Linked DNA regions of Mus musculus: region 2 is linked to region 1. A link is a loop called in an ENCODE intact Hi-C map of the cell type or tissue named here. Cell type or tissue: left cerebral cortex. All regions are shown on one strand.

Evidence for each region. Peaks named below come from ENCODE experiments on the same cell type or tissue, not always from the same donor. Only the 100,000 strongest peaks of a DNase experiment are listed, where the experiment ranks them.
Region 2: it touches region 1 in a loop (9-fold over the local background); 2 of 42 quality-filtered maps call a loop at or near these places.

Annotation. Positions count from the first base shown.
Region 1 is chr11:40,885,768-40,893,767 of GRCm38, reverse strand. No RefSeq gene overlaps it. Among named protein-coding and RNA genes, the nearest start is that of Ccng1, 130 kb to the right of the region's middle. In left cerebral cortex, no CTCF peak of the experiment used is centred here; DNase peaks (open chromatin) are centred at 2,075, 2,620, 3,283 and 3,810; H3K27ac peaks cover 2,979 bases.
Region 2 is chr11:41,488,206-41,496,205 of GRCm38, reverse strand. No RefSeq gene overlaps it. Among named protein-coding and RNA genes, the nearest start is that of A230004M16Rik, 220 kb to the left of the region's middle. In left cerebral cortex, no CTCF peak of the experiment used is centred here; DNase peaks (open chromatin) are centred at 2,451, 2,731, 4,008, 4,749 and 1 more place; H3K27ac peaks cover 3,316 bases.

The sequences.
Region 1 (8,000 bases):
CCAACTTGCTTCTAATATTCAAGGTAGCCTGTACTGAAGATTTCTATCTCAGTGGGATTCCCTGACTCTATTTTGGTATTCCCTAGTTTGGGTGAAATTTGTTACTGCCCTTGGTGAATATTTTGCAGACCAGCTCTGGGCTACTGGCTCCATCTTCTGTAATGCTTAGTTAATAACTGAATGGGTAAACTTCCTTACTGCATTCTTACAGGATTCTAAGCTGGCAGGCTTCTGGGACCTTGGAACAATGGGGAGACTTAACTATAACAGAATTTAATCTTAAAAGGCATTTATAATAAAATATTAAAAGAGAGCTCATAGATCCATACTCCAGACTAACGTGGGAATAGAGTATGAGTATGTGGGTAAATGAGAACGCCAAAGCTCCAGGAGGTGAGTTTCCTTGAAACTCTTTTCCTCTCGAGTGCTTCCAGACTTTCAGCCTGTCAAGCCGACTTGACCAGAGGGCGTGGCACTATCCCAAATATATGACCTCTTCTTTACTTATTGTTGGTACATGTACATACATATATATGTATAGGTGGGTATAGTTTTATGTGTATATACAACCTACTGAGTCCACTTAGCATTACTTATGTATACCTATAATTGAGCTGACCACATCAGATTGGACAAACTGATTCTTCCTCTACCTCCCAGCCATGGACCATCTTTGGTTCTTCATCTAGGGTGGGACCTTCTGGAATATCCCCTAGCTTTATTTGCAAGGCTTTATTATGCATGTTTCGTTCAGGTAAACATCCTGTTAAGAAATTATGGTTTCAGTTTCCTTGTCATGTCTAGAGCATGGCAGGTGTTCCTGTCCTCTGGTTCTTGCATTCTTTCTACACTCCTTTTCATTCTTTTTGCTAAGCAACACTTAAGGGTATAGATGTTACACTGTAGATATATCAGTTTTGATTGGAGATCCCATAATTACTTACTTGGTCTCTACATTATTTGAGTTTGAGACCTGTTTTGAGTTTCTGTAAGAGTCTACAGAAAGAAAGCAAAAAACGCCACACTGTGAAGGCTGAGACCTACATAGATCTATGGGTATAGGGATATTTAGAACATGACTAGAAATTATATTTTGGCAAAATGACAGGATTAGATTCTCCTCTAAGGTCCAGCCATGGGTTAGTGACTGGGTTTACAGTGTCAGTTATGAATTTCTCCCCCGGTAGTAGGTCTGAGATCAATTAGACATTTGTTGGTTACCTCTACAAAAGAAATGGTACTGTAGCAGCATTGGGGGATATCCTTGTAGTTCATCAAAAAGTTCTTATGATAGGAAGCTAATAGCAGAATTCAATCCTTTTGTCTTTTGACTCTGTTCCTTTTTACTGGGCAACATGAGCATCTATGTGAAAAGAGAACAAATTTCTTCCAAAATATAATTGTACTTTACTGATACAAAGTAGCTACTTGTATGCAAGAACATTTTCAAGGGGTCAAGCAAGTAAAACAAACCCAGAGGGCTTTTCTTTAATTCAGGAGTGCCCTGACAGGACACAAAGTCAGTTCAATATAACAACATAAGTTGTCCATGGATTCCTGAAGTATGTTTCTGCCACCACCCCCCCCCCCACTTCAGCAAAATAAACAGAATGAGTGAAGCCAGAAAGTTGGCTCAGTGAACATTTGTTATGCAAGCACTGTGACTTGAGTTCACTCTCCAGAACCACATAAATATAGAGCAGAGAACGGATATATGTAATGTATGAGAACTGATATATGTAAATAAAAAAATAGAATTTAATTATCTTCAGATAGAAAGGAATGTGAGAGAAGACTCTTGAAAAGCCCACAGCATTGCAGGAAAAGGTAACATGCTAGAATTCAGAGAGCCAAGCCCAACAACTTAGGACTCAGTCTCTGTTCATTGAAGTATCTCTTACCAGTCTCCTCCAGATTCTCACACCAGAATGAGAAACTATTTTAGGTCTTTGTCATAGACCTCAAAATTCCTAACTCAGCTACAGAGCATCTGATCAGGGTAGTTTATGTGTCATAACTACCCTTTAGCCAAGGAAATACAGAGCACCAAGATGGATATGCAGGAGAGAATAGTTTCCCCCAGGCCAAATCAGGATGAGGATACTAAAATAGGAGAAAGAGATGCAGAGCAGACAAATTTAAGGCAATCCCACCAGAGTCTACCCAGAAGCTTCACAAATAGTACCATACATCTGGAAATTGTGAATAATCCACCCACAGATTCACTGACATTCACATTCTGTGTGCTTCTAAATTAGATCTGGGATGGAGGAGGTGTCGCTAGGTAAGGAGGCGAGAGGTTAGGGAAAGGATGTGTCTAGACTTGCAAAAGGACCCCTTTTTTCTATCACTTATTAATGGTAATAGATCTGCCATGTACTTTTCTTTCTTTGTGTCTTGGCTTTTCCAGCTCTAAAACTAGGGTGGTGAGATTAGACCTGTTAAAAAAAAGTGGACTTAAAGCACAGGATACATCTAAAACCAAGCAGGCATCCTAACGTGCTCACCAAACACAGCATCACCTAACTATCCAGCACTGTGATAACTACAGATAGCCTTTTGTTTTGACTTTTGCATCTCCTTTGGCTCTTCCTATGCTGTATCACATTCCAACAGGACTGTGAGGTGAGAACCATCTTCATTCTTCTTCAATCCATTGTTTCTCTCCTACTTGGAAAACATGGTCCAGATTCTGTTTAGTTTTCAAAATTAACATTCTGCACCATTGCTCAGCATGACAACCATGTGAAGCATAGCTGATTTTTTTTTCCCAAAATGCATAGAGCTAAGGTTAATAGAGTTGCCACTTTCAGAATATATCTATCCTGAGCAACATAAAAAGGATTATGTAGAAGAGCACAATGCATGGGACATACCTTTATAGTAAAGACATAGCAACTAAAATTAATTTGACAAGGTCACACACACACCCACACACACACACACACACACATCAGTTTTCATTGATTCTAAATTTCCTATTGGAATCACATTTCCCCCCTGTTTAGGGAAGTCTTTTAAAAAAGAGTACAGAGAAGGAAACTTGTTTCGTGTGGAAAGGACAGGCAGCACCTGTCTCTTTTGAACATTTAGAGATAAATTGCTTTGTCCTTTGTTGATTCTTTCTTCTTTGTTTTTCTCTGCAGAATTGATTGACAGCAGTAATGGTATAAAAATGAAATGCTTATTTCTTCTCACAGAGTCTCGGCGCTTTTTAAATTATCTTGGGTAGTACTCATTTGTGTGGGTCCTATCTGTGTAACCAGATGTCTTGAAATGTCTTGAAATTGCCAAAGTGTAGCCTTTTCCACATACACACCCCCCCCCCCCACACACACACACAGAGTCTTTTTGTGGCCCTAACAGTACTTTTTTAACTTATTCAAAACTTAAAATAGATGAAAAAGTTCTGAAATAGGTTTTTCCCCTTTTTCTTCCACTAAATTCCTAAGCTACATTTGAAGTACATTTAAGCTCAGAAATTGTTGCTGTGAAGACTCAGAAGTACTGAAAAGTCCAAGATTAGATTTCTCTTCTCTTTTTCTTGTTTAGCAGTTTACCTATGTTAGATCCTTTGACTTTCTCAAAACCAACCACATCCTTCTTTATTTTAATTGGTTCTTTGGTTTCATACTCTAATATAGGACTTTACTTTTAATGTTCTTTAAGTGGACTTAGTACTATTTATGTATTATATAATTGTGGGCTGGCAAACCCATATGTTATAAGCAAGATTTTTTTTTAAATTATGACTTCAGCACTGTGTAAGGATGAATTGGAGTAATATAAAAATCTCAAGATACAAGAAAATCACTTCATTACACGACAGAAAGAAATGAAGAGATAACACTTGAGGTTTCAGCACAAGACAGACTAGTGTCTCACTGGGTTCCAGCACACTCCTATTACAGAGCCTTCTTAACATAAGCCTGTAAAGTATGGCAAAGGTAATAAGGAAATGCAAATCAGTATCTCTGATTCAGATACGATGAACTTCTCACATACACACACCTTCAAAATACTCTGCAATATTCACACGTAATAACTAAGATGGGGCCTAAAATAAAGATGACAAATGTTGTTGCCAAAACTGTTTAGAGTTTCTCACAACTGTATATGGATTATAAAACTGGATCAAGAAACAAAAATATCCCCTTTCCATAATTTGATTCATCAAAAGAGTAAGGCACAGAGAAGAAATAGACAATTTTATTCCTTTTCTATTTTAATCTAAGAAACCAAGGATAAGAAGTTTAGAGTGTGTAACAATAAGTAAGTATGTTGTGGTGGGTAACACCTTCTCTCTTTATACCCCCTCACTGGTGCTTTAAATTTCTGAGTTGATACCCAACTGCCATTTTGCTTTTCAACAGTAATTCCCTTCTATGGTATACATTAGATCTCTGGGGCTTCCACAGCAAATCAAAAGATGCCAGTGTCTTCAAATAACAGAAACTCATTTTCTCTAAATTCTGGAATGTAGAATTCTGAATCCATGGTATCCGTTGGCCTTTGCTTCCTCTGAAGGCTCTGGAGTAAAAGGCCCTCATCCCTCCCTTAATTTCTGTGGTTGCCAAAATTCCTTGAAGGCCGTTGGTTGCAGCTTCAGCAAGTTGCCTCTGCTCCAGTCATACTTGGAGGATCTCCCCTCTGATGCTTTTCTTCAATGTCATCTGTTTTTATAAAGACATTAGTCATAGAGAATCTAAAAATGGGACCTCATAAAATTGCAAAGCTTCTGTAAGGCAAAAGACACTGTCAATAAGACAAAAAGGCCACCAACAGATTGGGAAATGGTCTTTATCTATCCTAAATCAGATAGGGGACTAATATCCAATATATATAAAGAACTCAAGAAGGTGGACTCCAGAAAATAAAATAACCCCATTAAAAAATGAGGCTCAGAGCTAGACAAAGAATTCTCACCTGAGGAATACCGAATGGCTGAGAAGCACCTGAAAAAATGTCCAGCATCCTTAATCATCAGGGAAATGCAAATCAAAACAACCCTGAGATTCCACCTCACACCAGTCAGAATGGCTAAGATCAAAAATTCAGGTGACAGCAGATGCTGGCAAGGATGTGGAGAAAGAGGAACACTCCTCCATTGTTGGTGGGATTGCAAGCTTGTACAACCACTCTGGAAATCAGACTGGTGGTTCCTCAGAAAATTGGACATAGTACTACCGGAGGATCCTGCAATACCTCTCCTGGGCATATATCCAGAAGATGTTCCAACTGGTAAGAAGGGCATATGCTCCACTATGTTCATAGAAGCCTTATTTATAATAGCCAGAAGCTGGAAAGAACCCAGATGCCCCTCAAAGAGGAATGGATACAGAAAATGTGGTACATTTTCACAATGGAGTACTACTCAGCTATTAAAAAGAATTAATTTATGAGATTCCTAGGCAAATGGTTGGACCTGGAGGGCACCATCCTGAGTGAGGTAACCCAATCATAAAAGAACACACATGATATATACTCACTGATAAGTGCATATTAGCCCAGAAACTTTGAATACCCAAGATATAAAATACAATTTGCAAAACACATGAAACTCAAGAAGAATGAAGACCAAAGTGTGGACACTATGCCCCTTCTTAGAATTGGGAACAAAACACTCATGGAAGGAGTTACAGAGACAAAGTTTGGAGCTGAGACAAAAGGATGGACCATCTAGAGACTGCCATATGCAGGGATCCATCCCATAATCAGCCTCCAAACACTGACACCATTGCACACACTAGCAAGATTTTGCTGAAAGGACCCTGATATAGCTGTCTTTTGTGAGGCTATGCCAGGGCCTAGCAAACACAGAAGTGAATGCTCACAGTCAGCTATTGGATGGATCACAGGGCCCCCAATGGAGGAGCTAGAGAAATCACCCAAGGAGCTAAAGGGGTCTGCAACCCTATAGGTAAAACAACAATATGAACTAACCAGAACCCCCTGGAGCTCGTGTCTCTAGCTGCATATGAATCAGAAGATGGCCTAGTCTGCCATCAGTGGAAAGAGAGGCCCATTAGGCTTGCAAACTTTATATGCTGCAGTACAGGGGAACACCAGGGCCAAGAAGTGGGAGTGGGTGTGTAGGGGAGTTGGGGAGGGGGTATGAGGGACTTTTGGGATAGCATTGGAAATGTAAATGAAGAAAATACCTAATTAAAATAAAATAAAAAAATTTTTAAAAAGGCATTGAAGCAGGTGTCCAGCATGAGTGAGCAATGCCACTCCCAGCAGTCACTGATCATAAAACAAACACTGCAGTACACAGTAAGCAGTATCTCTCTATTAGTATTGGTCAGGGGGAAGGCTCCAGATGTCTCCAAATAACACAGCTGTTTCCATCAGTATTGCTTACATGGTAAGATTCGATTGCTGAAAAAATAACACTTTGGTTATTAGTCACAGAGAAATCAATCTCAAACTAGCTTTCATAGTATCCTAAAGTCATCCTCATGCTGCAGGGGATGGGAAGGTAAGGGGAACTCAGCATTTTACCCATCACTAGATCCTGACTGCAACAATACTGCAACAACTCTAGACAACATGTGTTCACAGGTACAACAAGGTACAACTGGTATAGGGTAATTAGCCACATTCTGTTTGGATTGGAATCCTGCTCATTAGGAGGGAATTTCATGCCTGGTACTAACCTGGCCAAAAAGCCCATGGCTTGGGAGACTATGTGCCCTATGATAGAAGCTAGTATTGTTATTTTGTTAAATATCATGCTGTCAAATTGCCTTCTAAATTGTTATTATTTATGTTTATACTCATATATATGGGCTGCTCTCAACCTCCATCAGAGAACCTCCTTTCATCACTGGGCTGTAGTCAAGGGAAAGATGCATAACTGGTCAAATTCTAGGAATACAAGACCCAGTATTGGGCTGTACGTAGTGACACATGCCCTTAATCCCAGTACTCAGGAGAGGCAGGTGGATCTTTATGAGTTCAAGACTGGCCTGGTACACATACAGGACAGGACAAGATTACATAGAGATACTCTGTCTTAAAAACATACAGACAGACCAGAAACAAACATCTGCTACCAATTATTTTCCTATAAAGAGGCCTCATCTCCTAATAACCAATTCAGCTACCAACTCATCAAGTGATTGGTGTACTAGTAAAGTGAGCACATGATGATCCAATCACCTTAAAAACTACACCACCTAGGAAACAAGCCTTCATCCCTTGAGCGTTTAGTAGGGGGAAGGGCACATTTCGTATCCCAGCCTTAACAATGTATCTCTACCCCTTATAGCAATTTTCTAAAGTTATTCTGAATACCACTCTTATCCTTACCAATAAGCTGTCAAAAACACTAGACAAAGATTAAAAATTAAAAAAATATATTAACAATTAAGTGGGCCATCTAAGTATCAAGTCACCAAGCATAATTCAATGTTTTCTAGGTGGTTGCAGGCTCCGTTCCAAATATTACAATGCCTTGGGTTATGTTTTCTAACATAAATAAATAAATAAAGCAGGTAATTTCTATTTAGCATAATATCAGTCGGGTAAATGGATTTTACAGACATTTATCAAGAAAAAAAAAGAAAAAAGAAAAAATATAAATTTGCTTCTACTCCAGTTCCCTGTGGAATTTTAACTGATTTCATGTCTATAAAATACTTTGAGAAAAGGCATATCTTGAATATAACTGTTTTGAAATGTAGTTTAAAAATTGTTTCATCTATTAATCCATTCTTTGCGAAACTCTTATCTAAATGTTGCTAATATACAATAATGCAAAAAAACCTAATGAATAATTATGTCATAGCTAAAGTTATAGAAAATTTAGTCAACTCACTTAAACCCTTACTAGGGGGATGATTTGGTAGTTAAGAGTGCTTGCTGCTCTGCCAGACCACATGAATTTTGTTCCCAGAACTCACATCAGGTGTGTATATATATCACCTGATATATATATACACTGTGTGTGTGTGTGTGTGTGTGTGTGTGTGTGTGTGTGTGTGTGTGTGTGTGTG
Region 2 (8,000 bases), 600 kb before region 1:
TTCAGTCATAAAACACACAAGGCTATGGGCATGGGTTTAGGAGGTGGAGTGCTCACCTGGCAGGGACCTGCAGTCAACCTCAGAGCTACAGGAAGAAAAGGCAAGTTATAGACATTCCCACACTCGTGCACGCACATGCACACACACACATCAATGACTCTTCTATTACCATCTATTTTCTATGGGCTGCCGGGCTTGCAAGTGTCTTCATAAATTATGAAAACTCATTTGACCTCGGGTTGTTAGATCACATGGCATCTTTGCTAGAATAGACAGTGTTACATAAAGGCACTCCCCCTAAACCCTGAGAATTACCAAGGTCTTTTCCAGTTGCTGACACAGAGGGAGCAGGAACAATGAAAGCCATCTACCCCACAGCGAAAGTTTCTACATTCCTGCTTACTAGCTCCAACAAAATCAAAACTAGCATGTCAACAGCTCACTTTAGGTGAAAGTTTCAAGGATTTTAAACTCCTTTGTCATCTTAAGTGTAAGAATTTCTCTCAATTATACACATACTTACACATAGAAACACACATACACCATATATGTACTGCTTCTTAAAATACCACTCATGTGTACAATGATTTTTGACTATCTCCCCACTCCTACACTCCAATTCCTACTGGATCACTAGTGTTTCCATACTAATTTCTTACTATGTACATATACATATACATATACATACACATACACATACACATGCACATACATAATGCATAATGCATATACATATACATATACATATAGTCACATACACACAAACGTTTTTTCCAACTGAGGTCAAAATTAGTGCTACCCAAATGTGTACAGATGGGAAGTTTTCCAATGGAGAAGATTCAATCAACTGGCCTCACCCTTGAGGAAAACCGAGTCTTCCTCCTGCAGAAACTGTAGCTCCTCAGCTGAGGGTAGTGTTCTTGAAAGCCTCACTTATCCTTCCTGGAGTGTTGACAGGTTTGATTCTGTGTAGGCAACCACAGCTGCTGTGGATTCCTGTACTCTCTAGCCCATGTCTAGAAGACATTTTGTAGCACTCCTCCCTGTCCTCTGACTCTACAACTTTTCTGCTGAGTTCGATAATCACCTCTGAGCATTGGATGGAGGAGTGTGATGCAGACGATCCATTTAGGGCTAAGCAGTCTACTGACCATGAATTCTCTACTCATTGAAAAATTTGACTCTTGGTATTAACCATACTTTGTGGCAAAAATAAGCTTCTCTCATGGGATTGAGGTCTAGCTTAAACTAAGGGTACAGAGGATACAAAAGGAAGGTATACAGGTATACAAAAGGAAGTTTCATGCTTTGTAATTTTAGTAAAATGATTTCTCAGGAAATTACCTTAGTGGTTTTAAAAAGCTCACATATTCAAATGAGCATGCCCAAATATTAATCTAGGTAGGAAAGGCATTATAAACATGGGAATTCTAAGTGAGCAGTATTTCTTAGGAAAAAGTTTTTGTGGGTGTGTAAGAATGTGGTTCATTGTATTGAATTGTCATTGTTTAAAAATAAAATCCTATGACACCTGACCACATTTATTCAAGAGGCTAGGTTTCTATGGTCTCTCAAAGCCTTTTTTATTGGATGTTGACAAGAAGATAAATGAGCATCTGTTCTTGCCAACTGAAATCATTATCTTTTCAGTTTATCTCCAGAAGATTAACTATAGTTTCAGAAAATTAATCACTTTGTCCAATCCAAAAATCTACACATTACCTAGAACGCTTGATCAGCACAATTTATTTTCATGATTAATTGGAAAAGGGTCAAAAAAAGTCTTTAATGCAAATTTCTGTATAATGGTTTATTTAAAAACAAGCACTTAGTCTGGTGTGTGTGCCATGGGAATTAAATTTACTGCCATGTCATTTTTTCTTTTTTTAGAAAGAAGCAAATATCATACATTAAAACTAGTGTGCAAGAGAAAGCTCCGTAAACAAGCCTCTTCAACAAAGTCAAAACTAGCAGGTCAACAGCTCACTGTAGGTGAAAGTTTCAAGGATTTTTAAACTCTTTTGTCATCTTAAGTGTAAGAATTTCTCTCAATTATACACATACTTACACATAGAAACACACATACACCATATATGTACTGCTTCTTAAAATACCACTCATGTGTACAATGATTTTTGACTATCTCCTCACTCCTACTCTCCAATTCCTACTGGATCGCTAGTGTTTCCATCCTAATTTCTTACTATATACATATACATATATGCATACGCATACATATATCCACATACACACATGCGTTTTTTCCAACTGAGGCCAAAATGAGTGTTACCCAAATGTGTACAGATGGGAAGTTTTCCAATGGAGCACATTCAGTCAACTGGCCTCACCCTTGAGGAAAACCCAGTCTTCCTCTTCCAGAAACTAGCTCCTCAGCCAGTGTTCTTGAAAGCCTCCCTTATCCTTCCTGGAGTGTTGACAGGTTTGATTTTGTGTAGTTCTTTTGCAGGCAACCACAGCTGCTGTGGATTCCTGTACTCTCTAGCCCATGTCTAGAAGACATTTTGTAGCATTCCTCCCTGTCCTCTGACTCTACAACTTTTCTGCTGACCTCCATAATCATCTTTGATATATGCTGATATATTCCCAGATTCTCATCCCTCCTTTGCTTAAGGAGCAAGTGTTCTCAGGCCTCTTACGTCAATTTACTTCTTCCACGCAACAGCTCTCTGCAAGAGTCGGCGTGCCAGAAGTTCCCAACAATCCTAATTGCAAAGCTCAGTAATCAGGGCCAGATGCCTGCAAACCGTTTTTAAAAGTCTCACACGCCTTCTTTTTAACTCTAAACTCGAGTTCTTGTTGTAGTCTTAGAAAGTCTGTGCTTGTTCTCAGGATTTATGAATTCTCCCAAATCTGCCTGTTCCTTTGGGATTCTCCCCAGTCAGGCAGAATGCTGATTCTAAGACTAGTGAACTGAAGGTATATGAGCGAAGGATAATGGTATTTTAGGAGGAAAGGGTTTTACTGAAGAAAGAGTCATAAATAAGTAAATAACCTGATAATTTTCGAGACAAAAGGAAACTAAATTGGAAAAAGTGACCTATCCTGTGCAAATATTCTGGAGTTCAGCGGTAGTAGTGTTGTACAAACTTGCTGTACTAATGAGGACCCTTACTCTAGTCCCAGGTCTTAGAAGAGCCATAATGTATGAAATATATTCCCATTTATGATGGCTCTTCTATAGAAATTACATCACCATGGTTTGCCAAAACCACTCCAAATAACCAATTCTTACCTCAACACAATGGGTATAAAAGCCCTTTCATCTCTCATCTTCACATGAATAAATGTGTTTCCTCTGATAAAGAATCACAAACCTCTTTTAAAATTAAGTCTAAATACACTCCCATAGATGACTGTGCACTGATCATAATAATATTATGGACTTCATTCCCTTATAATACCAACTACCAACAGGACAGGTAATGGGAATTGTTCGATGTAGAGGAATTGAACAATTTTTACTGTTGCACCAATACACTGACTTTAAGCAATCTCCCTTTTAAAATGCCTTTCGAGAATCATGTATATATGCAGCTCTACACTTTTCTCTCCCCACAAGGGATTATAAATTTCTCAGTGTTTAGCAGCTAGTAAGAGCATGCTTCTAACTGAGTATCTCTCTGAAAATATATCCCTGTGGACTGTCAATAATAGCATCAACCATCCACGGTTTAAACAAAAACACTAGTGTAGTACTTAGGATTTCCTCGCAGAGTGACCAAGAAAACAGTTTGCTTATATTTGTAAAAGTGAAAATCAACTTGCCTCTTCCTAAACTGCCCTGTGTCTTTGTTGCAAAGCAACAACATTGTGCTGACTCTCAATGACCTACTCCATGCATCGAGACCTGTTTATTTTTGTCCTCTGTGTCTTAATTTATTAAAATAAATGTTGTCTTTTCTCAGTGTGAGCGAAAATAAACGATGGCTCATATTGTGCGTGGGTTCTTCCTCATGACAGTCCAGACTGCTAACAGATTGTTAATATGTTACCAGCTCTATTATAAGATCCTCAAAGATGCCACTTGTGAAGTCAAATTCTCCATGTGAAGCAGTACTGCTCAGCAATGCATAGAGATTGAGACACCCATATGTTTCCTGAGTACAGGTGTCTGCACAGGTGTAAGAGACACAGATATATGGGCATGCTCCAGTCGCTTCTGCAAAGATATGCTGCTTACCTAGCTGTGGTCACTCTGGGAAGCAAAACTACCTGAAATTGTACAGGGGCATTTCTGTTTTCTGACTAACATCTACATATATTAAAATGGAAGGTGTTCTAAATACAGACATTTCTGGAAATGAGGAATCTTAAGAAAAATGAACAATGGCTGGATTGAATGAAATGAAATATAGTTTTGGTGCCTCCTAAAGACATTGATAAAAAACCTTTAACCTCAGGAGACTCACAAAGCCTCAAGATGTGGTGTTATTCAAAATTTTAATGCATTATTCATGGTGAATCTGCTAAATTATACATAAATACACCCCTTCCTTTATAAACTGAACTCTGACATTCCATTGACATTATAAAGAAGATTTGAGTTTTTGCTAGGACCATGGGAGAACCTATCAAGAATATCGATCCCATATTCACAGGCTATGCTGTACAAGGACAGGCCAGAAACCTTCCAGGGGATTGAGTTCTGGCAGGATGAACATCATCTGTTCTGTTTCCCAAAGCTGCTTGTTATTTCAAGGAAAATATTCTGTTGCAGGTTGTCATGGTTGCCGCCCTCGATCCTTAGAGATGTAGTGTCAGTGAGGTTCTGCCACTATTTTATGCAGACCCAGATGGATTCCACACAAACAAATCTTACTGAGTGCATACTTGCTAGCCACTGTGAAAAAATATTTTATATGCACAAATTTGTAACAAGGTTAAACATTTTCACTTTATTGTGCATTATGAAGTACTCTTCACAGCATAAAGGAGAATAAGTGTCTTTGAAAGTATCTCTAGCATATATATGTTATTAGTATTAGCTATATATCTTTAGATAGTCAAGATAATTCCTCTAATATTAACAGCACATCATGACTCAAAGTGGGCTCACAAGTATCCTTGGCCAGGATGGCTTTCTTGATTAATCCCTGATGTTTCTGGTGACTGCTTCTTATCCCACTTGTGGATGCTGAACTTGTTTGTTCATTGTGTCCTTTTTTTGAGACAAGGTCTCACTATGCAGCCCTAGCTTGCCTGGAACACACTGTATAGACCAAGCTCTACCTCCTGAGTGCTGAGATTAAAAGTATATTCCACCACACCTGAGACACCTGGTTGTATGTTTTTATTTTTATATCTTTAATTTAGACTCCTCTAGCTCCACCCATATCCCCTCTCATTTGGTTCCAACCCCGTCTCGTGTCTGCTTAGAAAGTAAACAGGCTTCTAAAGGAAAATAATAAATTAAACTAGAATATAATAAGGTAAAACAAAGAGGAACACACTGGAATAGGACAAAAGAAACAGAAAGAAAAGAACCTAAGAAATAAGTCACAAGAAACAAGTCACAGGGACTGACTTGGTCACTCACTCATTAATCCCATAAAAACACAAAAGCAAAAGCCATAATAGAAAAGCAAAAAACTTATAGGGTAAAGAGAGAGAGAGAGAGAGAGAGAGAGAGAGAGAGAGAGAGAGAGGGAGAGAGAGAGAAAGAGAGAGAGGAGAAAGCATATATATAATATACATATATAGACACACACACATATATATATACACATATCTGTATGTATCTGTATATACTTTCTATACATACATATATACATACATATGTATACATAGTATTTTTCAAAACTGTCCAATATGACTTTATGTGACAAGAAACCTCCAAAATTCCTCTGAGTTTGTTTCTGTTGAGCATCTACTACTGGACATGTAGCCTACTCTGAAGAATAGTTTATATTCCCAGTGAAACTCTCTTGGAGAAAACAAAATTTTTACTTGCTAGTAGTTATCAATTGGAGATAGCTTCTGGGCAAATGATGAGGACATGTGTCCAATTCTTTCAATTCTAAGACCTCTGGTTCAGACCTGCTCAGGGCCTATTCATGCTGCCCCAATCTCTATGAATTCATCAGTCTTGTTGACTGGAGGACATTGATTCCATGGTGTCTTCCATCTTCTCCTTTATATTCTTTCTGCCACATCTTCAGCAGAGTTCCCTGAGCCTTGAACGAAGAGAGAATTGATGATCACATTTAGGGTTGAGTGTTCAGAGATCTCTTCATCTCTGCATACTACCTGTATGTCAGTCCCTATATTTATTTCCTTCTGCCTCGTGAGGATATTTCTAATGATAATGACTGAGCAGAAACTGATTCATGAGCATAGCAGAATATCATTAGGAACTGTCTTACTGCCACATTCTTTCACTAAACTAGTATTAGTTGGTTTTACCCTTGGTCTCTGGGGTATCTAATATCAGGTTCTGGGTCATCCAAGCTGCCAAGCTGATATGGTTCCTTTTCATGATGTAAGCTTTAAGCAAAATCATATATTGGTTGGTTTTGTGCCACCGTTGTAATAGCATATACCTTGTAGTCAGGGTGCCAGTGTAGACTGAAGGTTTTATAGCTGATTGTTGTTCACCTTTCTCTTTCAGTGGCATGGAAAGCACATTCCTCTACCAAGGGAATTTTCACTAAGGGTGAAAATTGTCTGTAGACACAAGTTTGACTTCTCCAAATTTAATGAGTTATGTAGGTATTGTCTTCAGCAACAGATCTTTGCCTTCAGTCTGTGCAAAACAACCTATTTTCTTGCCAAGATTTGAATTTTCATAAGACCTCTTTGGTTAACAAACCAAAAAGATTTAACACAATCCCAGAACAATTATCTTCATTTGGTGAAAAGATATGCCCAGTTGTGACTCTGTCTCTCCAATTATTTGGTGATTTCTTTTAGAAATTCTTCACATATGTATATAGTTTATGAAGTGCCTATTGTACTAGGTATTCATACTACCACTCAAAGGGTTCTTAATTTTAGCTGTCCCTCTGTATTTCCTCCCTGCATCCTCTTCTCCAGTTGATTCTATCTTTCTACCTCCCTTCTAAACACACACACACACACACACACACACACACACACACACACACACACATGCATACATACATGCACATACACACAAACAGCACATTCATCCATAACTATCTTTCTGCTCTATTTAGCGTCCCTAGAAAAATCTGTCTGTTTTTTCTATTCCCTTACCTAGGTATATATACCTATACCTGAACTCTGGTTCTACAGACTGTAGTTTGGATATCAATGAATTAATACCCACATCTAACTAAATATGTACCTTATTTGTCTTTCTGAGTCTGGATTACATACTCAGGATAATTTTTTCTTGTTCCATTCTTTTCCCTGTAAATTTTATAATTTCACTTTTAATGGCTCAAAGGTTACTGTTTAGTGAGTAGTACAAGATGTCTTCATTTATTTTTTAAATGTTAGTAGTTACTGCTATGATCTTGCCTCATACAATCACCTTCATTGTGTCTCATAGATTTTGATATTTTGTGTATTCATTTTCATTCACTCTAAAAGTCTCTTATTTGCTTTTTTTGTTTTTCTTTCTTTCTTTCTTTTTTAATCTTGACTCTTTTTCATTCAGAATGATTTGTTCAGTTTCATAGAGCCTGCAGGATGTCTGTTGGTTTTGTTGTTGACGATTTACAGTTTTAATCTGTGGTGGTAAGATAGAATACAAGGTGTTATTTAAAGTTTCTTGTATATCTGGTTATATGGTCAATTTTTGACAATGTTCCATGAAGTGCTAAGAAGAAGGTACATTCTTTCCTGTTTGACTGAAATGTTCTCTAAGTAAGGGTTAGATTCATTTGATGTAGAGATGTATTTTTTTTGATTCAACAGAAGGATGAAACCAGCTTCTGCATTCTTCCTGTTTCCCTGTGTCTTTTTGAGGAGTTGAAACCAGTGATATTGACAGATATCAATGAACAGTGTTTATT